Linked DNA regions of Mus musculus: region 1 is linked to region 2. The links are chromatin loops, found by intact Hi-C in ENCODE. Cell type or tissue: heart. All regions are shown on one strand.

Evidence for each region. Peaks named below come from ENCODE experiments on the same cell type or tissue, not always from the same donor. Only the 100,000 strongest peaks of a DNase experiment are listed, where the experiment ranks them.
Region 1: a loop joins it to region 2, with 2.1 times the contacts of the local background. A loop is called at or near these places in 3 of 42 quality-filtered maps.

The regions. Positions count from the first base shown.
Region 1 is chr1:118,844,855-118,852,854 of GRCm38, forward strand. It overlaps Gli2 (GLI-Kruppel family member GLI2), which reads right to left. Exons shown (of 14, transcript NM_001081125.1): 9 at 3,529-3,663; 10 at 1,063-1,212. Among named protein-coding and RNA genes, the nearest start is that of Mir6346, 110 kb to the right of the region's middle. In heart, a CTCF peak has its summit at 4,528 (motif pointing right); no DNase peak of the experiment used is centred here.
Region 2 is chr1:119,050,052-119,058,051 of GRCm38, forward strand. It overlaps Gli2 (GLI-Kruppel family member GLI2), which reads right to left and starts at 3,568. Exons shown (of 14, transcript NM_001081125.1): 1 at 3,251-3,568. In heart, a CTCF peak has its summit at 3,663; DNase peaks (open chromatin) are centred at 240, 2,080, 3,560, 4,100 and 2 weaker places; H3K4me3 peaks cover 3,976 bases; H3K27ac peaks cover 3,110 bases; H3K27me3 peaks cover 1,895 bases.

The DNA of each region.
Region 1 (8,000 bases), 210 kb before region 2:
TATAAACCTGTTTTATAAACCTGCATATGAAAGTTTGGATTACTCCATAGTCTTATTATCTTATTATTGTATGTGTACAGGAGCTTTGTTTGTATGTATGTCTGCACATTACATGTGTGCCTGGTCCAAAGAGCTGAAGTTACAGCTGGTTGGAAGCCACCATGTTGGTGCCAGGAATTGAACCTGGATCCTTGGGAAGAACAGCGAGCACTCTGAAATGCTGAGCCATCTCTCCAGTTCCTGTTTTGTTTTTATCTTTGAGACAGGATCTCATAGCGCCCAGGCTGGCCTCAAACTCAGTGTAGCTAAGGATGGTCTTAAATGTCGGGCCCTTCTGCCTCCATGTCCCAAGCGCTGGGGTTATAAGCATACACCACCACCTCAGTGTATGTGGCCTGGGGATGGAAATCAGGGCTCACACATGCCAGGCCAGCACTCTTACCATCTGAGCTATGCTTGTCCCTGACTCCTTCCAAACTCTTATAAGAACCAAAGCAGGAGGGTCGGCTAAGCCACTGTGACCATGGGTTAGGTAATCATTTCTTAGATTTGGCAGCTAAAAATTGGATTTTGCTAAATCAAGCTTTTATGCTTCAAAGGAAACTATCAAGAAAGTGAAGACAACACACAAAAGTGAAAAAATATTTGCAAAAACTGTATGATTGATAATGATCTGGAGCCTGGTTACAAAAATAATTCTTATAACCAAGCAACAAAATAACAAGTATTGATTCCCAAAGAAGTTGTACAAATAGGGGCTGGGGGGATGGCTCTGTGGATAAAGGGGCTTGCTGTCAACCCCGATGCCTGGATGTGTCTCTGGGACTCACATGACGGAAGGAGAAAAGGTCCTGACAAGCTCTTCTCCGACTTCTATTTCACCCCTTTCTCCTCCTCTGCCATATAAATAAATGTAATTAAGATGTTTTTAAGTATACAAATAGCCAGTTCAATATTATTGGTCATTAGAAAGCACTAACTGGGACCATAAGGAAGAGCAAGGGGTCAAGGGACACAGGGCCCAGCCGTGTCCAAGCGTCTCTGCAGGGGGAGGAGGCTCACCGTGCACTTGTGTGGCTTCTCACCCGTGTGTCTGCGCATGTGAACAACCAGCATGTACTGGGCCTTGAAGGGCTTCTGCTCTCTCGTGCAGGCCTGCCAGCGGCACACGAACTCCTTCTTCTCCCCGTGGATGTGTTCATTGTTGATATGCTGGAGGGCGGTAAGACAAGGCAGGGTGGGAAGGTGAGCACGGTTCGTTCTCTTCATCTGGGTCCATCCCGTGCAGAGCCCCTCCTCTCACAGACCACCTCCTGCCCTCAGGGACCATCATCCTATGCCAAAGTCTCTACCCTGGGGCCTATGTAGCACCCGCCTTGGTGAGGAGCACTGCAGTGACTGTGTATCTGTGTGTGGGTGGGGGGTGGGGGTTATGTGTGCACAGCACATTCGTGGATGGGGCTGAGGACAGCTGCCGAGCCCCTCATGGCCTTGGTGGGGGAGGAATGACATGGCTCCTGCCCCTGGGACAGGGCCAACTGGGCATGGGGGGAGTGTAGCTTAATGGTAGGATACTTGTCTATCACCCATGAGACCCCTCCCAAATACTTCTATGTGATATATGAGTGTGTGCATGTTTGTATGTGTATGTGCTGTGTCTACAGGTGTGCATAGAGGCCAGAGATCAACACAAGGTGTCACCCTGTCACTTTCCCCCTGGATTCTTTCAGACGGGGTTTCTCCGTTCTCCTGGGTTTATTAATTCAGCAAGATCAACTCGCCAGTGGTATTCAGGGAGCCTCTGTCTGCGCCTCCTCATGCTGGGATTATAGAAATGCACCACTGCACTTGGCTTTTTATGTGGCTGTCGGGGATCCGAATTCCGGTCTTTAGGCTTGTATGACAAGCACTTGTCGACTGAGCCATCTCTCTGGCTCCTCCTCTAAGTTTACTGATGATTAAAGGAGTCCACACATCCAGTTGAAGCTCAGGGCCTGACCTGTGTGGACATGGTGACTATGGGGATGCTGACGTACAAGCTAAGTGTGCAGTGAAGCAGACATACTGATCCTCCGGCTTGTGAGATGTATAAAGGAGGTTATCCTATCAGTGGAAAATAGAGCTTCCTCAGCTCCGTTTTTGAGGGAGGCTAGAGCCAGATCCTGACTCTCAGCTTCGGGCTCTAGGCCCAGTGCCTGGCTGACACTGGGGCTAAACAGCCCCGATGAGTGAGGTGGGTCAGCCAAGGTCACAACAAAGCCACAGCCTGACTTCTGCCTCTGTATTTTTACAAGGTACTCCTGGAAAACGTAAACCCGTGAGCTGTAGTCTCTCCCAGACAAATACATTTGCCATTTACACTGCTATCAAGGAGCTGAGTAACATGCTCTGGTAACACCATGTCCTAGAAGAGGAAAGGCCACTGGCCCGATGCCCTGTGCAGCATCCCAACTGTCAGCATAGATACCACCACCTTGGGAGCCTGTAAGACAGCAGCCCTTTGAACGTCTAGAAAAATCTTCTCCTATCAGCCTCCCTTTCCATTCACAAAGCCTTTCAAATGAGAAAAATGCTTCCTGACTACGCCTTTCATTTTTTTTCTTATTGGTTTACTTAGCGACAAATTGTTAATAATGGACGGGGAGTCTGGCTTGCCATCCATCTTCCCAGAGAGCAGAGAAGCAGTGCTAGGCAAAGGCAGGTCCTCTTTGTAGAGCAGCCTGCTTTCCAGGGCCAGGTAGGAGTGATCCCCTAGGGCCACAGAGATATCCCTAAAACAGTCCTCCTCAGGTCACAGCAGGAGTCTAACTAGGGGATCCTGTCCACTGGGTACTGAGGCAGAGACTCTCACTGGTCTGTAACTCATCAGGCCGGCTAGGGTGTTGGCATGCATCTTTCTTGGCCGCCTCACCAGTACTAGGATTAAAGGCATCTGACACCCCCCACCCCACCCCACCCCCTTTGTAAAGGGTTCTTAGGAACTGGAGCCAGGCCTTGCAAGCACTTTGTCCACTGAGCAGTCTCTCAATCACAGAACACATCTTTTTACATTGTCACCTCTGTATTTTTGCTTGAGCCCAGTCCTAGCCCAAGCATTGTCCCCGTTTCCCCAACCTAAGTGCTTGAACCTGCAATGCACAGTTCTGATTGCTACCTCTGCCTTCACTTGCTGCAAAGAGATTGGAAATATAGATTCAAGTTCTAGAATGAACTTCATGTGCATGCGGACTGCAGTTCAGAGCACCCAGTTTTGCTGTGCACCTCCTGTGGTGTGTGTGTGTATGTGTGTGTTCTTCATTATTCCTTCCCCTTATTCTCACACTTCTGTATTTTCTTGGATCTTCACATATACTACATATGTGTTTGGGGTAGGGTGAAGGGCCTCCAAGGCACCTGGTCACCATACCTCCCATTTTCTAGGGGTGGGGGTCCCCCTTCAACCCCTTTGAAGCACAGGCCTTGGAAGGCTCTAGGTCCATTGTGGTTGGGGCTCTGCATCCCTGGGTGGGAGCTGGGGACAGAGCTTACATGCACCAGCTGCTCCTGTGTGTCATACTCCTTGGTGCAGTCTGCCCAGTGGCAGTTGGTCTCGTAGATGACCACCTCGGCCTCCTGCTTACAGTCATCCCTGTCCAGGTCTTCCTTGAGATCGGCCAGCTGCTCCTAGGATAGGGAAGACCACAACCACATGAGCCATGCCTGGTAGCCTGGTCCTGAGGCTAGGCTGAGATGAAACTCAAGAGTTCATACCAAGGGCCCAAGGCTGCACACATGTGGACACACATGCACACATACAATATATGTACTTGTGCATACACACACACATATGTACACAGTGCATGCATACATCTGTACACATACAACATAGGCACACAGAGTCACACGCCACAGCCTCTTTCCTCAGCTCAGCATAAGGGAACCCCTTGTCACAGGCAACTGTCCTGGGCCCTTCCTGCTCTCTGGTCATCATGAAGAGATTCTAACCAGCACTGCCCCCACCCCCACCCCACCCCTCATTTGCAAGTGGAAGAAAGGAACGTGGGTTTGGTTTCTGTTGCAGGTAACTGAGGCCCACAATCACTGGCGATGTGGAGATGGAAACTCCATTAAGTGTGTGAGGTTCCTGCCTGGAGAACTGCCTCCCCCTCCAAGTCCTTTTCCTTCTAAATATTTTTTGTCATACTGTTTCTTCTTTCTCAAGTGCACTATGGGCACTCGGCTCACATCAGCACAGTGCCAGCATCTGCCAAGTGCTCTGCAGAGAAAACGCACACCCCTTAGACCCTTAGGCACCCTTCCCTGCCTCAGCCCTTCTTCACTCTTGTATCACAGCTAGGGAATCTGAAGCTCAAGGAGATGTGGCTTCTCCTCTCCATGGCCGATATGGGGACTGGAGTAGCTTAGATATGGACTTGTGTCTCCGTTCCTATTAAGGGACCCTCAACGGAGGGACTGTCTAGATTGGAATGGCCTGTGGGCCAGTTTGGGGGATTGTCTTGATTGTTAATTGATGCAGCAGGACCTGCGGGTGGCACCATGCCCCATAGAAAAGCTAGCTGAGCGTGAACCAGCAGGCAATGCCCTCCGTGGCTTCTGCCTTGAGTTCCTGTCTTGGCTTGCCTCAGGGATGGACCTAACTTGGACGTGTAAGGCAACAAACCCCTTTCTTTCCTACTTGCTGTTGGTCAGAGTGATGTCATGGAAATGGAGCACTCGTTTGACTACATTAGTGTTATGAGGCTATTTCAAAGATGAAACTTAGAGAAACAGCCTCATGTCACAGTGGACCTGTCTGGAATGGGGGTCATGACCAGGGATACATTCTCCAGGCTGGGAGGCAAGGTCCAGGGAGGGCCCATGAAGTCTAGTGAGATCAATCCAGTGTTTAACAGGTCTCCCAGGCATCCTGGGAGGCAAAGTAAGGCCAGAAGCAATGTTACAAAGACAGCTCCCCCCCCAACCCTCGCTTTTTTTTTTTTTTTAAGTTTTTTGAGACAGTTTCTCTGTATAACTGGGTATCACGCACCTCACTGTATACATCAGGCTGGGATTAAAGGCATATGCCACCTGGCCATGTTCAACTTATTTTTAAAAACAGCAGGAATGTATCCTGACTCTCCTGGGTTGTGGCTTTAGATCAAGAACATTTGCCTAACACACATAAGATACCAGGTTTAATCCCCTGTGCTGCAAAACAGGAAAATAGACACAAGGAAGAGCTTCAGGGAAACAAGGACAGTGCTGGCTAACAGGGACAGGCTCTTTGCCAGGTTAAGGACCGGAGTGTCCACTGGCATGGTCACTCGTGAACAGCAAGCTCATCTCAGAACGACAACATTTCCCATGGTGGGCCACAGACACAGGAACTCTCTGATATTGCTACAACCTTTTCCAAAAGGGACCCCGGGTTCACCATCAGGGACCCTCTGAACAAGCGCCCTGGCTGTGCAGAGAACAATGCTGCTACTATGTCGACGTAAGCAACCTCTGCACTGAGGTCAGTCGGAACACCTCACTTCCGGGTTTCCAGCAGCCAGCGGCTGTTGAGATGAGAATGTAGAGAGGTCTCCTAGTGCCCACAGTGCAACAGAAGAACATCTGGGATTATCTCCCCTACACATACACTGCAGGCCAGCTGGCCTAGCAGTGGGCTGCCCCAAGGCCAAGGCAAGGATCCTCCCAGTCTGCAATTTGAGGGCTTCAGCAGAAAGCACCATTACCTCTATCCTTTCTGCCAAAGGGAGGCAAGTGAACCACACATGGGACGACATGGACCCGACTCTGAGGGAAGGCCTTCTGCAGTGCCTGTGAGTGGACTGCCTCCCCGGGCTCCCATCCCTCACTTATCTGAGAGAGGGACTCACAGAGCGCCAGCCTGGCAATACTATGCTGCCAAGGCTGGCCTTAGTCCCCAGTCCTCCTGCCTCCTCCTTCAGGGCTGGGATCCCAGGAATGTACCACCATGCCCAGTTTGCTTTCATAGTTTCTCTGCATGTTACTGGTACACAGGAACGTGACTGACTTCTGTGTGCTCATTCTGTATTCTGTCATTTTGCTGCAAGTGGTTTTCAACTTAGAGAGTTTTCCAGTGGAGTCTTTAGGGTCTCATCCATGTCATCTGCAAATAAGGGTGTTCTGACTCCTTCCCTTGCTATTTGTATCTCATGTGTTCCCCCTGCCATAATCTCATGTGCTGACTGAAACTAAGCACTGTGTTGAACAAGTGTGGGGAAAGCGGACACCCTTGTCTTCCTGATTATAGTTTCATCTAGTATCATGTTGGATGAATGTGACAAACTAATCACAGTAAGAAAATTAATTAATCGATCTCAGAAAGACAAATACTGCATTCTGTCTCTCACCTGTGAGACCTTGACTTTATAGGTGCATAGAACCCTATCTGCACAGGTGACATGAGAGTAACAAGGCCATCAAGGGGAGTGGGGGAGGGGCTAGGGGTGAGGGTGGGGTGGGGTGATAGTGAGGGTAGAGGGAACTAGGCTATGGGGAGAATATGCTTGAAATGCCTTATGCACTTATACGAAACTGTTCTTATGCAAGTGTGTGTGTGTGTGTGTGTGTGTGTGTGTGTGTGTGTGTTTTCAGGTACACTGTTGTACATGAATTGAGGGCCAGAGGACAGCCTTAGCTATCACTCTTCACTACCTACTTTGTTTTTGTTTGTTTGTTTGTTTGTTGAGACAGGGTTTCTCTGTGTAGCCCTGGCTGTCCTGGAACTCACTCTGTAGACCAGGCTGGCCTTGAACTCAGAAATCTGCCTGCCTCAGCCTCCCAAGTGCTGGGATTAGTGGCATGTACAAATGCCAGAACTTGCTGACGCGGTTAGACTGGTTGACCAACAAGGCCCAGGGATCCACCTGTCTCTGCCACAGCTCTGAGATTATAGGTACATGTCCCTGGATCCAGCTTTTTACATGATGCTAGGGATTCGAACTCAGGTCCTCACACTTGTATGGCAAGCACTTTACTGACTGGATCATCTTCCCAGCCCCTTGCAAAAGTTCTCTCTCTCTCTCTCTCTCTCTCTCTCTCTCTCTCTCTCTCTCTCTCTCTCTTTCTCTCTCCTCCTTCCCTCCCTCCTTTCCTTCCTAAGTGCTGTGGGCACAGGCAAGAAGAAGGCCTCTGGGTGGCTTTCCTAGAGCATAGGGCAGTAATGAGGCCCCACCCATGGATGGTGAGACTCCAAGGTACTTAGCAAGCACCCACCGTGGTGCCCCTCCCTGTCCTCAACATTTCTGCATGTTTATCTTCCTGGATATGTGCTGTCCTCATCAATTTCAGCACACACCCCTCCCCGTGATGGCCAGCCTCGTGGAAACTATGCATCATGTTCTGACTAGTGCCGGTGTCAGTGAGGGGAGAGGAATTTGTCATCAACCCCTCTGTTTGCCTGACAATAAGAGGACCTAATATTTCATGAAAATTAAGTGCCTAGAGCATGCCTGATGGTTTACAGTCTTGATAAAGGATAGACCAGCAGATGCTGGGAGCCAGGGACCAGAGGGAGGCTTGAGTATCCTTGGTGACTGTGCATTGTGGACTAACAGATGGAGACTATGCCACTGTGAGGGCATAGGGCTCAGAGGTTTAAAGTCAAGGTCAGCAGCGGCTAAGCCTTTTGAATGCCAGAACCCTGCATGACAATGAGGGTAGCAATGGCCTGTGTGTCCTCCTAGGAACAGAGTGAGTAGTAGGACTTCCAAGGGCCCCTCCATAGAGGCTGGGCCCAGTCATGCTGGCTCCCTCACTACCAGGAGTTATCCTTCCCACCTGAAGTGACCCAGCAGCCGGCATTTAAGTTACCCAGGAGCACCAGCACTAAAGGATCTAGTGTGAGCAGTGGGCTCCAGGAGAGGGGGCAGCCTTGAGAACCAGAGCCACTTAGGGGAACGTGAGGAGCTCAGACTCAAGGCTGAGGCTGTATGTGTAGATAGTTGAAGTCTGAAGGAAGTGGAAGGGAAGAAAACGTTAGTATTCAT
Region 2 (8,000 bases):
GAAGAAAGGAGGGAGTTGCTTCCCTGGGGTTCCCTTTCAATGGGCCCTGGCCCAGCAGCTGCAGCTGTCCACAGTGAAGTCCACCTGGCCTCTGGCCCCTGATGTGCCAGTTAACAGGCTACAGGTAGACCTCCCACCCAAGACCCCCGCCTAAAGACACAGGGAAAGCAGCCCCACCTTGTTCCCTGCGGTTTGCACCAGCGAAGGCCAGCTGCACCCACAAGGTTTTAGGACTCTGTTTTTGAGCTTTAACAAGCCAGCTGGGTGTGAGGGGTCACAGCCGCATTCACAGTGCATACAACAACCTCATGGTCTCATTTAAAGGGAACTGCTAGTGTCTGGGCACTGAAGTTTTCCGGGAGTGGAATGCTGAGGGAAGAAGAGTACTTAGTGTAGGCAAATATCCAATTTTGTCTGCCTGCTTGCAGACTGTCCCGGATTCACTAATCCAGCCCCAGGGGCTGCACTGTGTACAGGGCTCTTGTAGAAGTACAAAAAAAGAGTGAAGTATTTGTGTATTTTTCAGGCTGCAGTGCAAACAAGCCAGCTACAGAACACAGCCCCTGAGACCCCCACAGCAGCTAGGAAATGAGCCTGTGACCAGTAACCACACACACACACACACACACACACACACACACACACACAAACACACCCTCTTACAATTATGCAACTCAAAAGCACACCCTCTTTGATTGCTCAGTGCTCAATGTTCTTCCAAGCCTGCAAGGCCCAAGGAACATCCTGAGAAAGTGAAGCTAACTCCATATACACTTCAAGGTGGTCCTCCTTCCAAGCAAGCCCGGCTTGAATTTGGGAGAAGACCTCAGTGAGTCTGAATTCTGTGCATATTTCCACCATCTCAGTTCCCACCTAAGCACAGAAACAGATCTATCAATCCCAGTCCCAGTTCGTTCATGGAGGAGTCCAGCCCTGGGTGGGAAGATACTTGCTTCCCATCGGCCTCTCCCACAGATACAGGACAAAGACAAGAGCAGATCTCCTACAGGGCACAGTACACAGAACCTTCTTCTGTGTGTTGTGACTCTAAGCCCCCTAGAATCAGGAAATACCTCATGACATTTGGGGGCATCCTAAGTCTCCCTAAACATAATTAATGTTAAAACTCATCAGGTGAGCTTTCCATACAGCAGGCAGCGTCTGAGTAGAAACTGTATCCTGAAGAGGCCATACCCAACTCTTGGAACCCTCTAGAGAGAAGGAGCTGGTTGGAGAAAGGGAAAGCAAGATGTAGAGACTCTAGGAGTGAAGCCTTTAGCAGGAGGGGTCTGCGTGGTTTAGATTAGACATTCTGGGATTAGTGCCCAGGATAGAACAGAAGCTGGGAGAAAGCAAGAGCCTCAAAACTCAAAGCGAGTAAGCATCAGGAATGTTTCCTCCTACTTGGGGGAGACCAATCCAGGTAGGAACACAATGTATTCCCTCCCCAATTCCAGACCAACTGAGCCATTGAAGGGGCTAGTCCCCCAGACACACGGAAGCCTACTCAAAAAGGGAAACCGCAGCCAAGGTGAGGAAATGGGCGGGGAGGGGGCTCGAAGGAGAGGTGGCTAGAACAAACAGATAACATCAGGGAGACTTGTGACAAGCCCGCCTATTCTGCCCGCTATCCCCCCCGTGCTGTATATTTTGGATTTCACCGTTTATTTACTTTTCTTTTTTGGCACCGAGCCCCCGGAGCATGCCAATACAATATTTGTTTAAACACTATTTTATGCCGCTTGCGAGGGAAACGTTTACTTTCAAATTCTCCAACATCCCCCAGAGCCTCGTCTGCAAACAGCATATGAGCGTTTTACAACTGTTCCCTTTATCTGAAGCTGTGGGGATTAAACCTTTACACGCCCAGCGAGGGCGGAGGGGCAAGGGGCCCAGGACATCGTGCGGCCACCGAACAGCAAGATGAAGGATGCCCCAGCTGGGGAACAGAGAGGTACAGAACCCATCCCTTCCCAGTCTCTGAAGGATGAGACTACCAAGAGAAGTCTCTCCTACCCCTGCTCCAACTGGGATCGGCTCTGGGAATCACAGGACAGTTACACACACAGACACACACACAAAGCCTGGAAGGAGAGGCGCCCTGGGGGATCCCCACAAACTCCTTGCGTCTCTGTAGCCAGGTCACTCGAGGTGAAGCGCAAGGGCTCCATCCTTAGTGTCCTCAAGCTCTAAAAGTCAGGTTTCCTAGGAAATGAGAGCAATTGCTGCCGGGCTGAAAAGGAGCCCAGTTGGGTGGACTTCCAGCTCCCGGCGCGGCGGGAGCCCTCTCGAACTCACTCAAGCACACGGTCCCTCCCCCCACCCCCAATCCCGGAGGAAAAAAAACGCTCCCCTCTCTCTAAACCCTTAATAGGATTGGCGCCCAACTCTGTCCGCGCCGCTCCTCATCCATCACACACAGATCAAGTTGCAGTAGTGGATTTTTCAAATTCCTCAGCAAATATACTTGTTGAGAGATTGCTTGGGGGGTGTTAAGTGGGGGCTAGGATGAAAGCGAGGAGTAGGGGGAACCGATCCCTCGGCGAAGGATTACGCGTGGATCCATTCTGGAAGTCAAGGGGATCTGGAGACCTAGGATAAGAGAGAAAGGTAAGGAAGCCAGAACCGAGGTCCAGAGACTGGCGGCGGAGGGAAGGGGCAACAGGGTTCAACGAGAGGGAAAGAAGGAAGAAAGAAAAGACTGGCTCCTGGACGCGGACTCGCAGCGCGGAGAAGTAGAGTTGCAAGTTTCCAAGTGGCCGGCGGCGGTTGCAGCACACCGCACAGTCCCACAGGCGCGCTCCCAGCTGCCCATCTAAGGGAGCTTCGGCGCACCCCAGCCCCCACGTCGCCCCCAAACAGTTCCAGGCTCCAAGCGGTACCACCGGTCAAAGACCGGCCTACCCGAGCAACCCAAGAACAAGAAGCACTTCCCCTCAAGTGGAGGGCTGTGGTAATAAAATCGACCCCGGCCACGAGTTCTGATCCCCAAGATCCTCCTTAAGCCCTGCCGCTGCTGGACCAGGGCACTAATCAGGGTTGCCTTCTTTAGCCGGCCCCCCTAAAATCAGTGTCACGATCTCGATTCCGGTAAACGGATGAGAGACACTCCAAGACCGCCACAGCATCTCAGCCGAAGCTGGCCAGGCTAGGAAGTGCTTCGCCACCAAGAGTAAGGGGAGGAAAAAAAAAAAAAGAAAGAAAGAAAGAAAAGAAAAAAGGAAGGGTGGGAAGGCCAATGCAACTTTACCGAGGAGACAAAAGTTTGCCTCTAGCATGCAGGTGGCCTCTCGGGCGCCGGGCAGTGGTTGCAGGGCCCCATCCCAACTTGGCTGGAGTGGGGCTGCCGAGTGCGGGGGCTCCGGCTGCCGGGGCGGGGCTGGCCAGGCAGAGGAGGGGACCAAGGCGGGCGGGGGACTCGGGCAGTCCCTAAGGACACCAGGCCAGCAGCTCCGGGCGGCTGCGATGCTACGCACGACCCGTGCTCCTTCCTCTGGCTCCTCCTCGCCTTCCTCCGCGTCCTCTGTAGCCGCCGCCGCCGCCTCCCGCTCCTCCTCGAAGTCTCATTGATGAGAGGAGTTTGAAAAAAAGTCCGCGGAGCCGTGCTGCCTCGGCTGGCGAACGCCGGCACTCATGCAATCCATCAGCGTCTCTGGGATGGCGCAGCGCCCCCGCGCGCTGAGCTTGGGCAAACCCTGATCGTCGCGTCCTTAGCTTGCCCGCCCCGCCGCGTGCACCCTGCCTCTGAGGCTGGGGGTGGGGGGACACCACCCTGGAGGGGGATTGCCAGCGGGCGAACACAGACTCTCCCCCACCTCAGCTCCAGCAAGGAAAGCACCCCTTCGGAAAGTTCCAGCGGGGGACCAGAGAACCCAGGAGTTAGGGAGTGGGGGTGGGGGGTGACGACCCAGACGCCACTCTGGAGGAGAAGAGCTGGGACTATCGCAGATTCTTCCAACCCAGTTCGGAGGAAATAAAGCACCCCTACCAGAAAGTTCCAGCTACAGGAGCACACGCCAGTCTCAAACACTTTTTCTAAGGCGCCGGGTTGGGGGGTTGCTAACTCAAGTCAGATGAGCTCCGGAGCTCGGGCGCTGCGACTGCTGGTTTCAATATCTGAACTCCCCCTTTCTTCCCAACCCCCTCAGCCCTCCGCTGGTTGTTCCCAAAACTCCCGGATCCTCTGTGCGCCGTAGCAGAAGGAAGACACGTGGGTTGGGAAGCAAGACTGGATTCACGCAGGCCCTCGTCGCCCGGGCAGCTAGTGCAGGTGCCCGGGGTCCCAGGCGCCCCTCGCCATGGCTCGCTCACGCCGCCATCTGAGAGCACGCCGGCGACAAGTGACGCCAACCTTAGGCTTGCTGCTTATGTTTTGCAGTGAGAGGGGTCTTTCTTTCTTTCTTTCTTTCTTTCTTTCTTTCTTTCTTTCTTTCTTTCTTTCTTTTTCTTTTTCTTTTTCTTTTTTTTCTCTTTTTTTTTTAATCCCGGAGACTCCATTGAAGCTGCTGCAGCCAGATGGAAGTAATCAGAGGGAGAAGGAAGAATTAGGCTCACCGAAGTTGCAGGCCAAAGTGTAGATGAGGCTGTTCATGAAAGCATTTGCTTAAGTAGCCCCGGCTTTCCATACAGTCCAGAACTGTCCACTCCAAGAAGCAAGCAGGCAGCAAATGGCCGTGCCCTCCCAAGCCATGGGACTCAGCTTCCTCTCCTGGGCTCTGCTCTTAGAAAGCTGCCCGCGGGACTTCTTTATATTTCTTCCTGAGGTCTAGTTCCTTTGTATTGCTTAGCCTGCCATAGGGTATCCTCCTTTTAAAGGTGGAGTGACTGATGCCTGAGGACGCTTAGAAACTTGCCCACAATAATCTAAGGTCGGTCCATTTAAATAGAGGTGTCCTGTTGAGAATGTTGGTCACATCTCTTTCGAGCCCCTCCTTCTCAAAGCAAGAGAACCAAGCCTCCAGACCAATTCCACCCTGCCTTAGAGAAAGCTCCTTCTCAGCCCATGTTACTCACTGATTGGATCACTGTTGGTGGACGGCACAGTTTACACCGTGGGCTCTCCCTTAGCTTTATTTGTTTCTGCAAGTCAGTATCTATTTTATGAAATAGCCCAAGGCATTCCAAATGCTATGGATACTCTCCTTCCGAGGTCCACTTCCAAGACCCTGAGTTTTACATTTAAAGTTTATATTCCACATATTGATTTTGTGGGACAGGGTGTGAGGTCACAGTCCTCTGGCAGCAGTCAGAGGACAGGGCAGAGGGGGCTGTTTCTCTCCTTCTGTCATGTGGGTGCTGAGGACCCCACCCAGGCTCGCAGCAAGCACCTTTGCTGGCCTAGTCTTTTACTGACCTTGACTTACTTTTTAACAGAAGGGGAAGTGCTGTGTCCCATTCTTCCTTTCTTGTTACCTTCCTTCTTGATCTAGAGCGGGGAAGGGCAGAGATGCTACAAGGATTTGATGCTAACTTTGTCTTCCCCAAAGTCATCTTCCCAGGTTGGAAGTCAGGGGGAGTGGGGGTGGGGAGGTGACAAGGTGTTCAAATGGAAAACTTTCTGGTGTGGCGATACATGGTGGGGTGTGACAGGACGTTTTTCTGAGAAGATGCAGCTTGTGTCTACTTCTCTGCCCCTCACACCCAGGGAGGAACCCACAATAGTCCAAAGTGTGGATACCACTGCAGTCTGACTTGGTGAACCCATGAGGTTTGTGTCTTACAGGCTGTGGATGAGGAGTTACTTACAGGAACGGAAATGACTCAAAGACCAGCTGCACACTGAAGCCCACCCCAGTGTGGGGACAGCTTACCAAGCTGGGAACCTGTGCACCAGGCGGCTCAACAGACTGGAGAGTGTCCTGTGCTCTCCATGCCTCAGTGGGGCTAAACCTCTTCCAGACAACCAGCCGCTGTCTGCTTCTTTCAGGCTGCTGCTCTGGTGTCCAGACTTTGCCCCTTTGGCTTGTCTGAGCGTCTCCTTGGCAGCCCAATTTCTTCATGTGAGGGAGACTCTCAACTTTTATTATTTATGCTGGCAGGGAGGGGCCTAGTGATTCTGGTAAGTTCCAGGGCCTTCCTGAAGCTATTTTGAGTTGTTTACCTTCCTGTTCAAAGAGTTTCCCTGTAGGGTGGACTCTCTTTCAATCTCAGAGGAAACCTAAGTTAGGCAAGTGCCTTCGGTCCTAAGACTCCAGAGGCAGACAGACCTCTGAGGGTGAGAAGCTAGCCTGGTCTACACTGCCAGTTCCAGACCAGCCAGGGTCATACAATGAGACCCTGTCTTTAAAAACAAAAAGAATAATAATAAAAATAAAACCTTACAGAAGTCAGTACGGAAAATGTGGGATAAAGGCCATGGAGAAGGGCCAGAAGTCAGGGCACTTGGTGTGGATCTATTCTGACTTGATTGGATCCCTAGGACTCACGTAAAGTCAGGACAGACTCCAGCAGATTGTCCTCTGACCTCTACGTACCATCTGTGACATTTGAGCCCCGCCCCCAATACATGTAAACAAACCCCAGAAAAACAGAAAGAGATATCTGAAGGAGGCTGGCTTTTTCCTTTAAATGTCAGAACATCAGATGGTCACTCCTCCCGGCTGCTTCTTCTCACTCCCGCTGAGCTTTCCGAACATAGACAGCAAAAGTGAACCCTCTCCCTCCCTTGGCTGCATTTAATGACGCCATTCATATGGGCCCTGTGAAGCCAGGACTCCTTTCTCCTGGCTGGAATATTAGCGGAGTCAGCTGATTACTTCATTAAAGCTTGTCTCTGTGGGTTTCTTTGCGTTGTAAAGTTTGTGGAGAAATCTAAACAAATCAGCATCTGGAGAAAGAGGGAGAGATTGCTCTTTCTCTGTTTTTCTTCTCGGACCAGCTCAACTCCTGCCAGAATCCAGGCCCTCACCAAACCTTCCTGGCTTATTTTGGCAAGACAGTGGTAGCAGAGATGAAGGTGGAAATGTTTGGGGTTTGAGGGGAGCTGAGAAAACAGCACATCCCACTGTCTGCAGATGGTCAGAAGAGGTGCTCGCTTATCCCAGAGCTTATACTCAGTGTAGGGCATTAGTCAAGTCCGGCTTTCTTCTGCAGCTTTCTGTGTAGCCAGTGCTAGTGTCGTGACACCCACCATGGTGAGTAGCACCCACAGCATCCCTCCTTCCCTATGCTTCATAGTGATAAAGATGGACAGGGATGGAGGAAGTGGAAATGGCTTTTCTTGTCCTTCTTGGTGATTTGAATAGGATGTTTCCTGTAGTCTCATCCACTGCAATGCTTAGTTACCAGTGAATGGAATTGTTTGGGAAGAATTAGGAGGTGTGGCCTTGTAGGAAAAGGTCTGTCACTGGGAGTGAGCTTTGAGGTTTCAAAACCCACCAATACCCTCTTCTTTTCCTCCTCTTCTCTTTCCCTCTCCTCCTCCTGCCATTATGATAATGAACTAACCCTCTAAAACTTTATGCAAGCCCCAATCAAATGCTTTATTTTATAATTTACCTTGGCCATTTTGTCTCCTCTTAGCAATAGACCACTGACTAAGACACCATCTGAATGGGTGAAACCCTGTTCCCCGGGGAAGCTGTCTGCAATTCAGAGCCTTCTGAACCATGTTTCCATCCCCATATTTGTGTGGGAGTTTAGGGAGAGGGTACATTAAAAGAAAAACTTCTTGAAGGCAGGATTCCCTGTTACTCTCAAACTCACTATGTAGCCAAGGATAGCCTTGAACTTCTAATTTTCTCCCTCCAGCCCTGAATGCTGGGGTTCTAGGTATGCAGCATGAACTATACAGTTTGATGCATGCAGGGGATGAAATGTGGTACTTCCTAAGTGCTAGGCTAGCTGTCTACTGCGCTACGTGCTCAGTACTATATGTCTTAGATTTTTATATGACTGGCAGTGTGGTTTCTTCAAGCCATTGTCACCACTCAAAGGTAACACATCAAAACAAGGCATTACAATGTCTGTGACACTGTCAGGCAATGATATATCTTTTTTTT